Linked DNA regions of Homo sapiens: region 1 is linked to region 2. A link is an interaction called in ENCODE POLR2A ChIA-PET data of the cell type or tissue named here. Cell type or tissue: GM12878. All regions are shown on one strand. Links, peaks and the distances in the headings refer to the core of each region. The heading gives the core; the rest is flanking DNA. Region 1 has its middle 86 kb from the start of MIR4277. Region 2 has its middle 12 kb from the start of LPCAT1.

Evidence for each region. ChIA-PET counts read pairs that join two places held together with the same protein. Peaks named below come from ENCODE experiments on the same cell type or tissue, not always from the same donor. Only the 100,000 strongest peaks of a DNase experiment are listed, where the experiment ranks them.
Region 1: POLR2A ChIA-PET joins it to region 2 with 7 read pairs; 5 of 35 experiments call an interaction of 5 or more read pairs at or near these places.

Annotation. Positions count from the first base shown.
Region 1 is chr5:1,619,816-1,626,158 of GRCh38, forward strand. It overlaps the pseudogene PDCD6P1 and the pseudogene LOC112267946. Among named protein-coding and RNA genes, the nearest start is that of MIR4277, 86 kb to the right of the region's middle. In GM12878, for the core only: no CTCF peak of the experiment used is centred there; no DNase peak of the experiment used is centred there.
Region 2 is chr5:1,532,844-1,539,186 of GRCh38, forward strand. No RefSeq gene overlaps it. Among named protein-coding and RNA genes, the nearest start is that of LPCAT1, 12 kb to the left of the region's middle. RefSeq lists a silencer at 3,474-3,611. In GM12878, for the core only: no CTCF peak of the experiment used is centred there; a DNase peak (open chromatin) is centred at 3,668; H3K4me3 peaks cover 1,648 bases; H3K27ac peaks cover 1,122 bases.

The DNA of each region.
Region 1 (6,343 bases), core at 1,950-4,449, 87 kb after region 2:
TGAACATCAGCTCCCTGCCGGGTCATCAACTGCACGGCCCTCAAACTGGAACATCAGCTCCACCCCTGGGTCTCCAGCAGCATGGCCCTACAACTGGAACATCAGCTTCCCCCCCGGGTCTCCAGCTGCACAGCCCTACAACTGGAACATCAGCTCCCTGCCGGGTCTGCAGCTGCATGGCCCTCAAATTGGAACATCAGCTCCCCGCCAGGTTCAAATTGTTCCAGTTTGAGGGCCGTGCAGCTGAAGACCCGGTGGGGAGCTGATGTTCCAGTCTGAGGGCTGTGCAGCTGGATACCCGGTGGGGAGCTGAAGTTCCAGTTTGAGGGCTGTGAAGCTGGAGACCCGGTGGGGAGCTGATGTTCCAGTTTGAGGGCCATGCAGCTGGAGACTCAGTGGTAGCCGATGTTGCAGTTTGAGGGCCGTGCAGCTGGAGACCCGGGTGGGAACCGATGTTCCAGTCTGGGAGCCATGCAGCTGGAGGCACTGCGGGGAGCAGATGTTCCAGTTTGATGTTCCCCCCTGGGTCTCCAGGTGCACGGCCCTCAAACTGGAACATCAGCTCCCCACCGGATCTCCAGCTGCACAGCCGTCAACATCAGCTCCTCCCCGAGTCCTCAGCTGCGCAACCCTCAAGTTAGAACATCAGCTTCTCCCCAAGTCTTCAGCTGTGCGACCCTCAATCTAGAACATCAGTTCCTCTCTGGGTCTGCAGCTGCAAGACCCTGAAACTACATCAGCTTCTCTCTGGGTCTGCAGCTGCAAGACCCTCAAACTACAACATCAGCTTCCCTCCAGGTCTCCAGTTCCGTGACCCTAAATCTAGAACATCAGCTCCTCCGAGTCTCCAACTGAAAGACCCACAACGCAAACAACTTCAGCTCCTCCACAAGTCTTCAGCTGCACGACGCTCAATCTAGAACATCAGCTCCTCTCCGGGTCTGCAGCTGCAAGACCCTCAAACTACAACGTCAGCTCCTCTCCGGGTTTTCACCTCCATGACCCTCAATCTAGAACATCAGCTCCTCCCTGAGTCTCCAGCTGAAAGACCATCAAAGTGAACATCATCAGCTCCTCCCCGAGTCTTCAGCTGCACGATGTTCAATCTAGAACATCCGCTCCTGTCTGGTTCTCCAGCTGCACGACCCTCAAACTACAACCTCAGCTCTTCCCCGAGTCTTCTGCAGCATGATCCTCAATCTAGAACATAAGCTCCTCTCTGGGTGTCCAGCTGTAGGGACCTCAAATTAGAACGTCACCTCCTCCCAGAGTCTTCAGCTGCACGACCCTCAATCTATAACATCAGCTCCTCTCCGGGTTTCCAGCTCCATGACCCTAAAAATACATGAGCAGCTCCTCCCTGAATCTTCAGCTGCACAACCTCAAATTACAACATCAGCTCCTGTCTGCATCTCCAGCTGCAGGGCCCTCAAACTAGAATATGAGCTCCTCCCCGAGTCTTCAGCTGCACGACCCTCAAACTAGATCATCAGTTCCTGTACAGATCTCCAACTGTAGGGCCCTCAAACTAGAACATCAGCTTCTCCCCGAGTTTGCAGCTGCAAGACCCTCAAATTACAACCTCAGCTCCTCCCGGAGTCTTCAGCTGCACGACCCTCAATCTCGAACATCGGATCCTCTCCGGGTCTGCAACTGTAGGGCCCTCAAACTATAACATCAGCTCCTCTCCGGGTCTGCAGCTGTAAGGCTCTCAATCTAGAAATTCAGCTCCTCCCCGAGTCTTCTGCTGCACGACCCTCAACCTAGAACCGCAGCTCCTACCCGAGTCTTCAGCTGCATGACCCTCAATCTAGAAAATCAGCTCCTCTCCAGGTCTGCAGCTGCAAGACCCTCAAACTAGAACATGACCTTCTCTCCAGGTCTCCAGTTCCATGACCCTAAATCTAGAACATCAGCTCCTCCCTGAGTCTCCAACTGAAAGACCCTCAAGGCGAACAACATCACCTCCTCCCCAAGTCTTCAGCTGCAAGACCCTCAAACTAGAACATCAGATCCTCTCCAGGTCAGCAGCTGCAAGACCCTCAAACTAGAACATCAGCTCCTCTCCAGGTCTGCAGCTGCAAAATACTCAAACGAGAACATCAGCTCCTCTCCAGGTCTGCAGTTGCAAGACCCTCACACTAGAACATCACCTCCTCTACAGGTCCACAGCTGCAAGACCCTCAATCTAGAACCTCAGCTCCTCCCCGGGTTTTCAGCTGCAAGACCATCAAACTAGAACCTAAGCTCCTCCCCGAGTCTTCAGCTGCAAGACCCTCAATCTAGAACCTCAGCTCCTCCCTGGGTCTTCAGCTGCATGACCCTCAATCTAGAACCTCAGCTCCTCCCTGGGTCTTCAGCTGCATGACCCTCAATCTAGAACATCAGCTCCTATCCAGGTCTGCAGCTGCATGTCCCTCAAACTAGAACATCAGCTCCTCTCCAGGTCTCCAGCTGCATGACCCTCAAACTAGAACATCAGCTCCTCTCCAGGTCTCCAGCAGCATGACCCTCAAACTAGAACATCAGCTCCTCCCCGGGTCTTCAGCTGCATGACTCCAAAATTAGAACCTCAGCTCCTCCCCGAGACTTCAGCTGCACGATCCTCAATCTAGAACATCAGCTCCTATCCAGGTCTGCAGCTGCAAGATTCTCAAATCAGAACATCAGCTCCTCTCCGAGTCTGCAGCTGCACGACCCTCAAACTAGAACATCAGCTCCTCTCAGGAACTGCAGCTGCAAGACCCTCAAACTAGAATATCAGCTCCACTCCGGGCCTGCAGCTGCAAGACCCTCAATCTAGAACCTCAGCTCCTCCCCGGGTCTTCAGCTGCATGACCCCCAAATTAGAACCTCAGCTCCTCCCCGAGTCTTCAGCTGCATGACCCTCAATCTAGAACATCAGCTCCTATCCAGGTCTGCAACTGCACGTCCCTCAAACTAGAACATCAGCTCCTCTCCGGGTCTGCAGCTGCAAGATTCTCAAATCAGAACATCAGCTCCTCTCCGAGTCTGCAGCTGCATGACCCTCAAACTAGAACATCAGCTCCTCTCTGGAACTGCAGCTGCAAGACCCTCAAACTAGAACATCAGCTCCTCTCCGGGTCTGCAGCTGCACGACCCTCAATCTAGAACCTCAGCTTCTCCCCAGGTCTTCAGCTGCATGACCCCCAAATTAGAACCTCAGCTCCTCCCCGAGTCTTCAGCTGCATGGCCCTCAACCTAGAACATCAGCTCCTATCCAGGTCTGCAGCTGCACGTCCCTCAAACTAGAACATCAGCTCCTCTCCAGGTCTCCAGCTGCACGACCCTCAAACTAGAACATCAGCTCCTCTCCGGGTCTGCAGCTGCAAGATTCTCAAATCAGAACATTAGCTCCTCTCCGAGTCTGCAGCTGCATGACCCTCAAACTAGAACATCAGCTCCTCTCTGGAGCTGCAGCTGCAAGACCCTCAATCTAGAACCTCAGCTCCTCCCCGGGTCTTCAGCTGCATGACCCCAAAATTAGAACCTCAGCTCCTCCCCAAGTCTTCAGCTGCACGACCCTCAATCTAGAACATCAGCTCCTGTCCAGGTCTGCAGCTGCAAGATTCTCAAATCAGAACATCAGCTCCTCTCCGAGTCTGCAGCTGCACGACCCTCAAACTAGAAACATCAGCTCCTCTCCGGAACTGCAGCTGCAAGACCCTCAAACTAGAATATCAGCTCCACTCCGGGTCTGCAGCTGCACTACCCTCAATCTAGAACCTCAGCTCCTCCCTGGATCTTCAGCTGCACGACCCCCAAATTAGAACCTCAGCTCCTCCTCGAGTCTTCAGCTGCTTGACCCTCAATCTAGAACATCAGCTCCTATCCAGGTCTGCAGCTGCACGTCCCTCAAACTAGAACATCAGCTCCTCTCTGGGTCTGCAGCTGCACGACCCTCAAACTAGAACATCAGCTCCTCTCCGGAACTGCAGCTGCAAGACCCTCAAACTAGAATATCAGCTCCTCTCCGGGTCTGCAGCTGCATGGCCCTCAATCTAGAACCTCAGCTCCTCCCCGGGTCTTCAGCTGCATGACCCTCAAACGAGAATATCAGCTCCTCTCCAGGTCTCCAGCTGCACGACCCTCAAACTAGAACCTGCACGACCCTCAAACTAGAACATCAGCTCCTCCCTGGGTCTGCAGCTGGAAGATCCACTAACTAGAACATCAGCTCCTGCCGGGTCTGCAGCTCTGTGACCCTCGATCAAGATTACCAGCTCTTCCCTGAGTCTCCAGCTGAAAGACCCTCAACGTGAACAACATCACCTCCTCCCCGAGTCCTCAACTGCACGACCCTCAAACTACAACATCTCCTCCTCCCCGAGTCTGCAGCTGCACGACCATCAATCTAGAACATCAGCTCCTCTCCGGGTCTGCAGCTATAAGAACCTAACCGTAGAAGATCAGCTCCTCCGTGGGTCTGCAGCTGGAAGATCCACTAACTAGAACATCGGCTCCTGTCCAGGTCTCCAGCTCCATGACCCTCAATCAAGATTATCAGCTCCTCCCTGAGTCTCCAGCTGAAAGACCCTCAATGCGAACAACATCAGCTCCTCCCCGAGTCCTCAGCTGCATGACCCTCAAATACAACATCAGCTCCTCCCCGAGTCTTCAGCTGCACGACCCTCAATCTAGAACATCAGCTCGTCTCCGGGTCTGCAGCTGCAAGAACCTAAAACTAGAACATCAGCTCCTCCCTGGATCTGCAGCTGGAAGATCCATTAAGTAGAATATCAGCTCCTGTCCGGGTCTCCAGCTCCATGACCCTCAATCAAGATTATCAGCTCCTCCCTGAGTCTCCAGCTGAAAGACCCTCAAGGCGAACAACATCAGCTCCTCCCCGAGTCCTCAACTGCATGACCCTCAAACTACAACATCTCCTCCCCGAGTCTGCAGCTGCATGCCCCTCAATGTAGAACATCAGCTCCTCTCCAGGTCTGCAGCTGCACGACCCTCAATGTAGAACATCAGCTCCTCTTCAGGTCTGCAGCTGCAAGACCCTCAAACTAGAACATCAGGTCCTCTCCAGGTCTGCAGCTGCAAGACCCTCAAACTAGAACATCAGGTCCTCTCCAGGTCTGCAGCTGCAAGACCCTCAAACTAGAACATCAGCTCCTCTCCAGGTCTCCAGCTGCACGACCCTCAATCTAGAACATCAGCTCCTCTCCGGGTCTGCAGCTGCAGGGCCCTCAAGGTGGAACATCAGCTCCTCCCCAAGCTAGAACACCTCTCCCACCTGGATCTCCAGCTCCACGACCCTCACAGAACAATCCCTTCTCATGAAATTCAGCAGTCAAGAAATCTGCAGCGGAAGTAAATGAATAAATGTTTTGTTTTCAAATCGATATCTCTTTTATGTTCGTGAGTTAACTTTTCTACTTTCCATTAGCCTTGCAATCTACTTATGTCCAATGTGAAATAGAAACACACCATTTGAAATCACGTTTAAAATCTTAGTAATATTTTTAAATAAAATCATCACACAGCTGTAGACACGATCTTATTTCTCTCTGCCTGTGCAGAAATCTTATGAAAATTCGAACTATGAATTTACTTTGTTGAGATTCCCAGAATACACATTAATCCCAACTGTTACTCCCCTCCTTAAAATCTTTTAACATATTCCCATCACCTGAGCATAAATGCCAGCTCCCATCCACAGCCCAAAGTGCCCAGCACGGCCCTGCCCTCTGCCCTGGTCTATGGTCTCCCCTCTTAAATGCCAGCACCATCCACAGCCCACAGTGCCCAGCACAGCCCTGCCCTCTGCTCTGGTCTAAGGTCTCTCCCCTGTGCTGTTCCCTTCCTGCCGGGCAGGCCTCTGTCCGTTCCTCAAACCACACAGGCTCAGGCCTGACTCCAGGCCTTTGCCCTGCTGTGCCCTCTGCCTAGGGTGCCTTTCCCGGGCTCTGCATCCTCCTCTCAACCCGCTGAGCTCCAGCCTGCTGGTCGCCCCTCAGGTGGATGAACACATGGTGTCCTCTCGCCCCGCTGGCTTTTGCACAGGCTCTTCTCTGTGCCAGACACAAACCCTCTCTATCGGGGTTTACTCTCTAAATACCATTCGTCCTTGGAGTCTCCACTGAAATATCGCTCCCTGCCCACCCCCCTCCCTTGGACTTAACCTTGGTTAGGTTGCCAACCCCCGTCTCCTGACTCCGGGAAGCTAGATGCTCTCCTAGCACTCGGAACTTGCCCATCGCCACATTTGCACACCCGTGATTACTGGGTTAGGTTGGTGCACAAGTCATCGTGGTTTTTGCCATTACTATTAATGAACTGCAGCACCGGCTCCTCCCCGTTTTTTTTTTTTTGC
Region 2 (6,343 bases), core at 2,108-4,607:
TGATCTGTATAAAAAACTTTTTTATTTTACCTTCGTTTTGTAGGATTTTTCCCCTGATAAATATAGAATTCTAACTCAACAAGTTTTTATTTTGTTTGTATATTTATTTGCTTTTGAAATTTTGTCTTTATTACTGTTTTCCTGCAAATCAGTTATGATGTACCTGTGTGTGAGAAATCACTGAGCTTCTTTGATTTATGGGTTTATACTTTTAATAAAATTTAGAAAACTAATAGTCATTATTTCCTTTTTATCATGACTTTATTGAATTATAATTGATATATAATAAACCACATAAATTTAAAGTGGACATTTTGCTGTTTTTATATATACACACATATATATGTACACACACACACACACACACACACACACACCCTATGAAATTGCCACTGTATTTAAGATAGGAAACATAGTTATTATTCCCAAAAGCTTTTTCACTCCCTTTTGTAATCCCTACATCCCACCCCTACACATTTCATCCTCAGGCAACCCCTGTTCTACTTTCTGTTGCTGTAAGTTAGTTTGCATTTTCTGAAATTTTATACAAATAAAATCATACAGTTTCTTCTTTGGTTCCAATTATTTCACTCAGCATAACTATTTGAGGTTCACCTTTTTTTTTTGTTTTTATCAATCATTTACTTGTTTTTATTGCTGAATAGTATTCCATTGTATGGATATTTGTTTATCCATTCTCCTGTTGATAAATATTTGGGTTGTTTCTAGTTTGGAACTATTACAAATAAAGATGCTGTGAGCATTTGAGTACAAGTCTTGGTATGGATGTATGGCTTTCATTTTTGTTGGATAAATACTTATCAGTGGGAAGCTGGGTGATACATTTTGAAAGAAACGTTCAAACTCTTGTCCACAGGGGTTGGACCATTTTACATCCCCCAACCCAGACTGTGTATGAGAGTTTCAGTTCTTACATATTTTTGCCTACACTTAGTATGGTAAGACTTTTAGGTTTTAGGCATTCCAATACATATGCAGTGGCGTCTCGTTATGATTTTAATTTGCTTTCCCTTTGAACAATGACCTAGAACATCTGTGCATGTGCTCATTTATCATCCACAAATCTTCCTGATGTGTTCAAATATTTTTCTCATTACAGTATTTTTCTTTGTTTTATTATTAATGGGTCTAGAGAGTTTTTATATATTGTGAATACAATTTCTTTATAAGATAAGTGATTTGCAAATATTTTGTACCATTCTGTGGCTGCTTTTTCATTGTTTTAACAATATTTCTCAAAGAGAAGTTTTTAATTTTTTATGTTCAATTTACCTTTTTAAAAAACAATCATGCTTTTGATGTTATATCTAAAAATATCTCTGCTTAATTCAAGGTTATGAATAGTTTCTCTTGTTTTCTTCAAGAAGTTTTATAGTTTATATTTTATAATTAGGTCTATAATCCATTGTGAGTTAATTTTTACATGGTATGAGGTATAGATACGAGTTTTTTATTTTTATTTTTTTACCTATAGATGTAGAATTGTTCCATATCATTTGTTGTAAGACTATCCCTTCTCCACTGAATTGCCTTTGCAGCTTGGTGAAAAATTGATTGACCACATCTGTGTGCTTCTGTTTCTGGGCTGACTATTCATTGCATTGACCTATTTATTCATTTGGATGCAAGTCTTGACTACTGTAGTTTTATAATATGTCTTAAGATCCGGTGACATTAGTTCTTAACCTTAGTTTTTCTTTTTGAAAGTTGTTCCAGTTTTTTGAGGTCCTTTTGATTTCCATATGAATCTTAGAATCAGTTTGTCAATTACTACAGAAAAAATTCTGCAATTTTGAGATTATGTTGGCACCGCGCACAAATTTTGGGAGAAATAACATCTTGACAATATTGAGTCTTTTGACCCCCTGTCATGGTACATCTCTCAGTTCATCTAGGCTTTCTTTAATTTCTCTCAACAATGTTTTGTATTTTCCAATGTGTAAATCTTACCCATCTTTTGTCAGATTTATCATTAAATATTTAACATTTTGTGCTACTGAAAATGGTACTTAAAAATTTTTGTGAACTTGTGGAGAACGTATATTCTGCATCTGTCAGGTGTAGTGTTTTATAAATGTCAATTAGCTCAAGCTTGTGGATAATGATGTCATGTCTTCTATTTTTAACTGATATTTTTCTCTGATTGTCTTTACTGATGTGTTGTTCATATTGCGATATGGTTTACTTCTCCTAATTCTTTTTTCTTTTTACCTTTGCTTTTGGTGATTTGAAGCTCTGTTATTAGGTACACACATATTTAATTATGTCTTTCTGATGAGTTGAGCCTTTTAACATTATGAAATATCTCTATTTCTGGTAATACACTACGTTTTGAAGTCTGTTTTTTCCTGATATTAATAAACTCACTCTAGTCTTAGTTTTGCATGGTACATTTACTATCAACCTATTTGTGTCTTTATATTTAATATGGATCTTTTGTAGACAGTATATAGTTTTTTCTTGATTTTTCATTCTTTTTCTATCAGCCCATTTACCCCCATTCTTCATAGCACACTTTTAATGTGCCTTATATCTACATTGATTACCTACCCTATAAGAGAATATAATAATTTTTGCTTAGCCCTATGTATTTTAAAGAAATTAATAGTAAATTAATAATCACTTCATTTACTATTTCTGAAGCTCTTTATTCCTTTCTGAAGTTCCCTGTTTCCATAAGGTATAATATATGTTCATCCTGAAGAATTTCCTTTAACATTCCTTACAGTACCTGTCTGCTGCACGTGAATAGTTTTTTAAATCTGAGTTTTTAAATCTTTGTTTTGCTTTCACTATGGAAGGATATTTTAATGATTTTAGAAATCTAGGCTGACAGTTTATTTTCATTCCGCCCTTTAAAAATCTTGCTGCCCTGTCTTCTGGCATCTAAAAATGCTGGTGAGAAATCAGCAGTGATTTAAGTCTTCGTCTTGTGTGTGTCATGTGTCATTTTTACCTGGCTGTGCTCTCTTTTTATCTTGATCTTTGGTCTTTGGCAGCTTGATGTTAATCTTCCTAATTGTGGTTTTCTTAGAGTGTATCCTGCTTGTAGGTTTTCTGAGATCCTTGAATCTGAAAATGTACATCTTTCACTACACTTGGGGACTTACCTGCTACTATATCTTCGGATTTTTTTTCTGCTACTTTTTTTTCTCATTTCTTCTTCTGGAGCTCCTATTACAGATATATAAGCCTTTTGATATTGTCCCATAGGTTCCTGAGATTCTGTTCATTTTTTTAAAAATTTCCCTCTTTCTTCTTTATATTGAGCAATTTCAAATGATCTGTCTTCCATTTTAATTCATTTGTCATTGCCGTTCTGCTGTTAAGCCAACCCGGTACATTTGTATTTTCAGATACTGTATTTTTCAATGTTAGTTTCTCACTGGGTTCTTTTTAGTAGTTTCTTTTTCTCTGCTAATATGTCCCATCTTTTTATTTATTGTGAGTGTGTTTTCTTTGCTCTAAGCATAGCTGGAATGGCCGCCTTACAGCCCACATCTGCTGTCTCCGCACTGGCGCCTCAGGGCTTAGGTTGGTTGGTTGTCCTGTTCTTTGAGATTGGGTCACGTTTCTCTGTTCTTCATGTAGGACGTAGGAGCCTCTGGGGTGCACGTTCTCGCAGTGAATGCTGGTGGTTTCCCTTTGGTGCTGTCTGGTTGGGTCTGACTCACATGTGAACTCTGTCTCCTGGGTGGCAGCCTCTGTTTTGGTTCAGTTCAGTCCTTGGCTAAGCTGCTTTGGGTCACTCCACACCTGGTGATCCTGGTGTTAACCAGTGACGTGACATGGATAGAGCTTATGTACAGAATTTGGGGTTCCTCTTCATGTCTCTTCTCTTTTTAGGGCTCCCCCTTACCCTTCAGTGGATTTTCTGTCATAGTGTTTGCCACTCTGTGCTGTTCTAACCTCTGGCTCAAAGCTACAAAATGGGACAGTTCCCTGTGTATATCTCTTCTTACAAGGTTTACCTCCCATCCCCAATTTGCCAGCTTTTGTTCATTCTCCAAGATAGGTCATCAAAACATTAAAAAAAAAAAAAATTCTCAGGGATCTTGTCTAGTAGCAGCTTACACAGACACAGCCAAAGTGCAAAACTCCAAACTTATGTTTTTAAAAATGCCTGTTCTCTCTCCAGATATCTTAATGCACTTCACAAATGTTTAAAAAACGGAATCAACTGTAACTCTTTCACTTTCACTTTTAGTTCTCATCTAAGATAAACTACCATATAAATTGAGTTGAAAATCCACACTGATGAACTATTTAATAGGAAACAATATGGGTACTTGCCTACAATTTAGGCTTTTTCTGATTTCCAGAAAGGCTACAAATGAAAATGTTTGCTCAGACGTTTACTTTGTACCTGAAATAAGAAGGATGTGGTCCATCTGGTCACTGTGGCCCTGTTTGTGGTAGGGCTGGTGTCAGTATTCTAGCATCAGCGGTGACCTGGGTACTTTAACATGAATTATCTTCTTGTTTATTAACTCCATAAGGAAGTGTTAATCCCAGTTTTCAGAGGAGGACGTTGAATCTCTGCAGGTTGCACAACACACCCCCAGGTGTCGGAGGAGGCCAGGAACAGCACTGAGGTTGGAAACCAGGTTTATGCCTCGAAATCCTGTGCCCGTCCCACCACAGGCACTACCTCTCAAACTTCCAGGTTCTAAATTTGTTGGTTTTGTTCACTGTATGACAGTTGTAGATAGAAATTTAAAAAACGGAAAAGGTTGCCACAAAGCCCTCCTCATTTAATAAAATCTGTGACTCGAGTCTTCTCTTCTGAGCTGGGGTCGGAAGATGGCTCTTTCCCCAGGATGGAGCTCCTTTCAAGGGACACAGCTGCGGTTCCAGGGTCTGCCCGAGTGAGCCTCAGGGTTGGGGGATTCTGTAGTTTGTAGTTTGCTCGTGTTTGCATGGAACTCATGGCAGAGTTTTCCCTTGGCCCGTGTACTCGCTGCTTAGGGCTATCGTAACAAATTACCACAAAGCGGGGGTCTTAAAACAACAGAAATATGTCGTCTCACAGTTCTGGAGGTCAGAAGTCTGAGATCAAGGTGTGGGCAGGGCTGGTTTCTTGAGGGCTCTAAGGGACGGTCTGACCCAGGCCTCTCCCAGCTCCCGCCGCCCCGCCACCCGAGTTCGCGTGGCTGCTCTCCTGTGTCTGTGTCTACAGTTGCCCTCTTCTTTTTCGGATAAGGACCTCAGTCATGGGATTTAACGCCACCTTAAATCCAGGATGATCTCATCTCGAGATGCCCCTCCTAATTACAGCTACAAAGACCCTGTTTCCAAATAAGGTCACATTCACAGGTACCAGAAGTTAGGACTTGGACACATCTTTGTGGGGCCACTCCCCAACTCTACAGCCATCCAATCTCGTACAATTTGGGCAAAATCCATGACAGATGTTAGCGATGAAGTGTGGTCCCTGCTGGCTGTCCATGCCCCCTTTGCCACCTACTTCTCCTTGCTGTGGAGGGCAGAGCTAAGGCTCCCTCCTCGTGGCGCTGGGGAGTTCTGATGGCGGTCCAGGGCCCTCGCCACCATCACCTGAGCGCTCATGTTGCCCACACAGCCGGCCTCGCCGCCAAAGCCTTTCTCCCTCGGACTTCAGGTGGAGAGGCTGCTGCGGTCTCTCCCCCTCCCTCTGGGCTCTGGCCTCTCCTCCTTGTCTTGGCTGATGGCTCCCCCTCATCCAGCTCTGAATGTGGCTCCCTCCACGCCCCTTCCCTCTCTTCTCTGCACACCCTCGTCCTGTGTGCTCTGGACCACGCCTGTGCCTTACACACTGCTTGCCCATGGGTGACGCCTGCATCCGCGTCTGACCTCCTTCTGAGCTCAGATGCACACGTCTGGCAGTGATTTCATGCTTCCGCTTGGAGGTCTGTCTTAGTCTGCTCAGGCTGCTGAAGTAGAAGCCACCATAGGCTTGTGGCTTAAACAACAGACGCTTTTGCTCACAGTTCTAGAGCCTGGAAGTCCAAGCTCAAGGCATGGTAGATTTGCTGTCTGGTGAGGCTGTATCCTGGTTTATATACGGCGCCTTCTCCCTGTGTCCTCATGTGGTGAAAGGGGCGCGGGAGCTCTCTGGGTCTCTGTTATAAGGACACTCATCCTATTCATGAAGGATTAGGCACCGAATCACCTCCCAAAGTCCCTGCCTTCTAATAGCATCACCTTAGGGGTAAGAATTTCAGCGTAGGAATTGGTGGGGGAGGGGGGCGGTAAGCGGGGCACAGTTCAGTACATAGTGGGGTCTAACAGGCATTTCAAATCTACAGCATCCGTGGCTGCACTCCCATCATCCTTCCCAAGC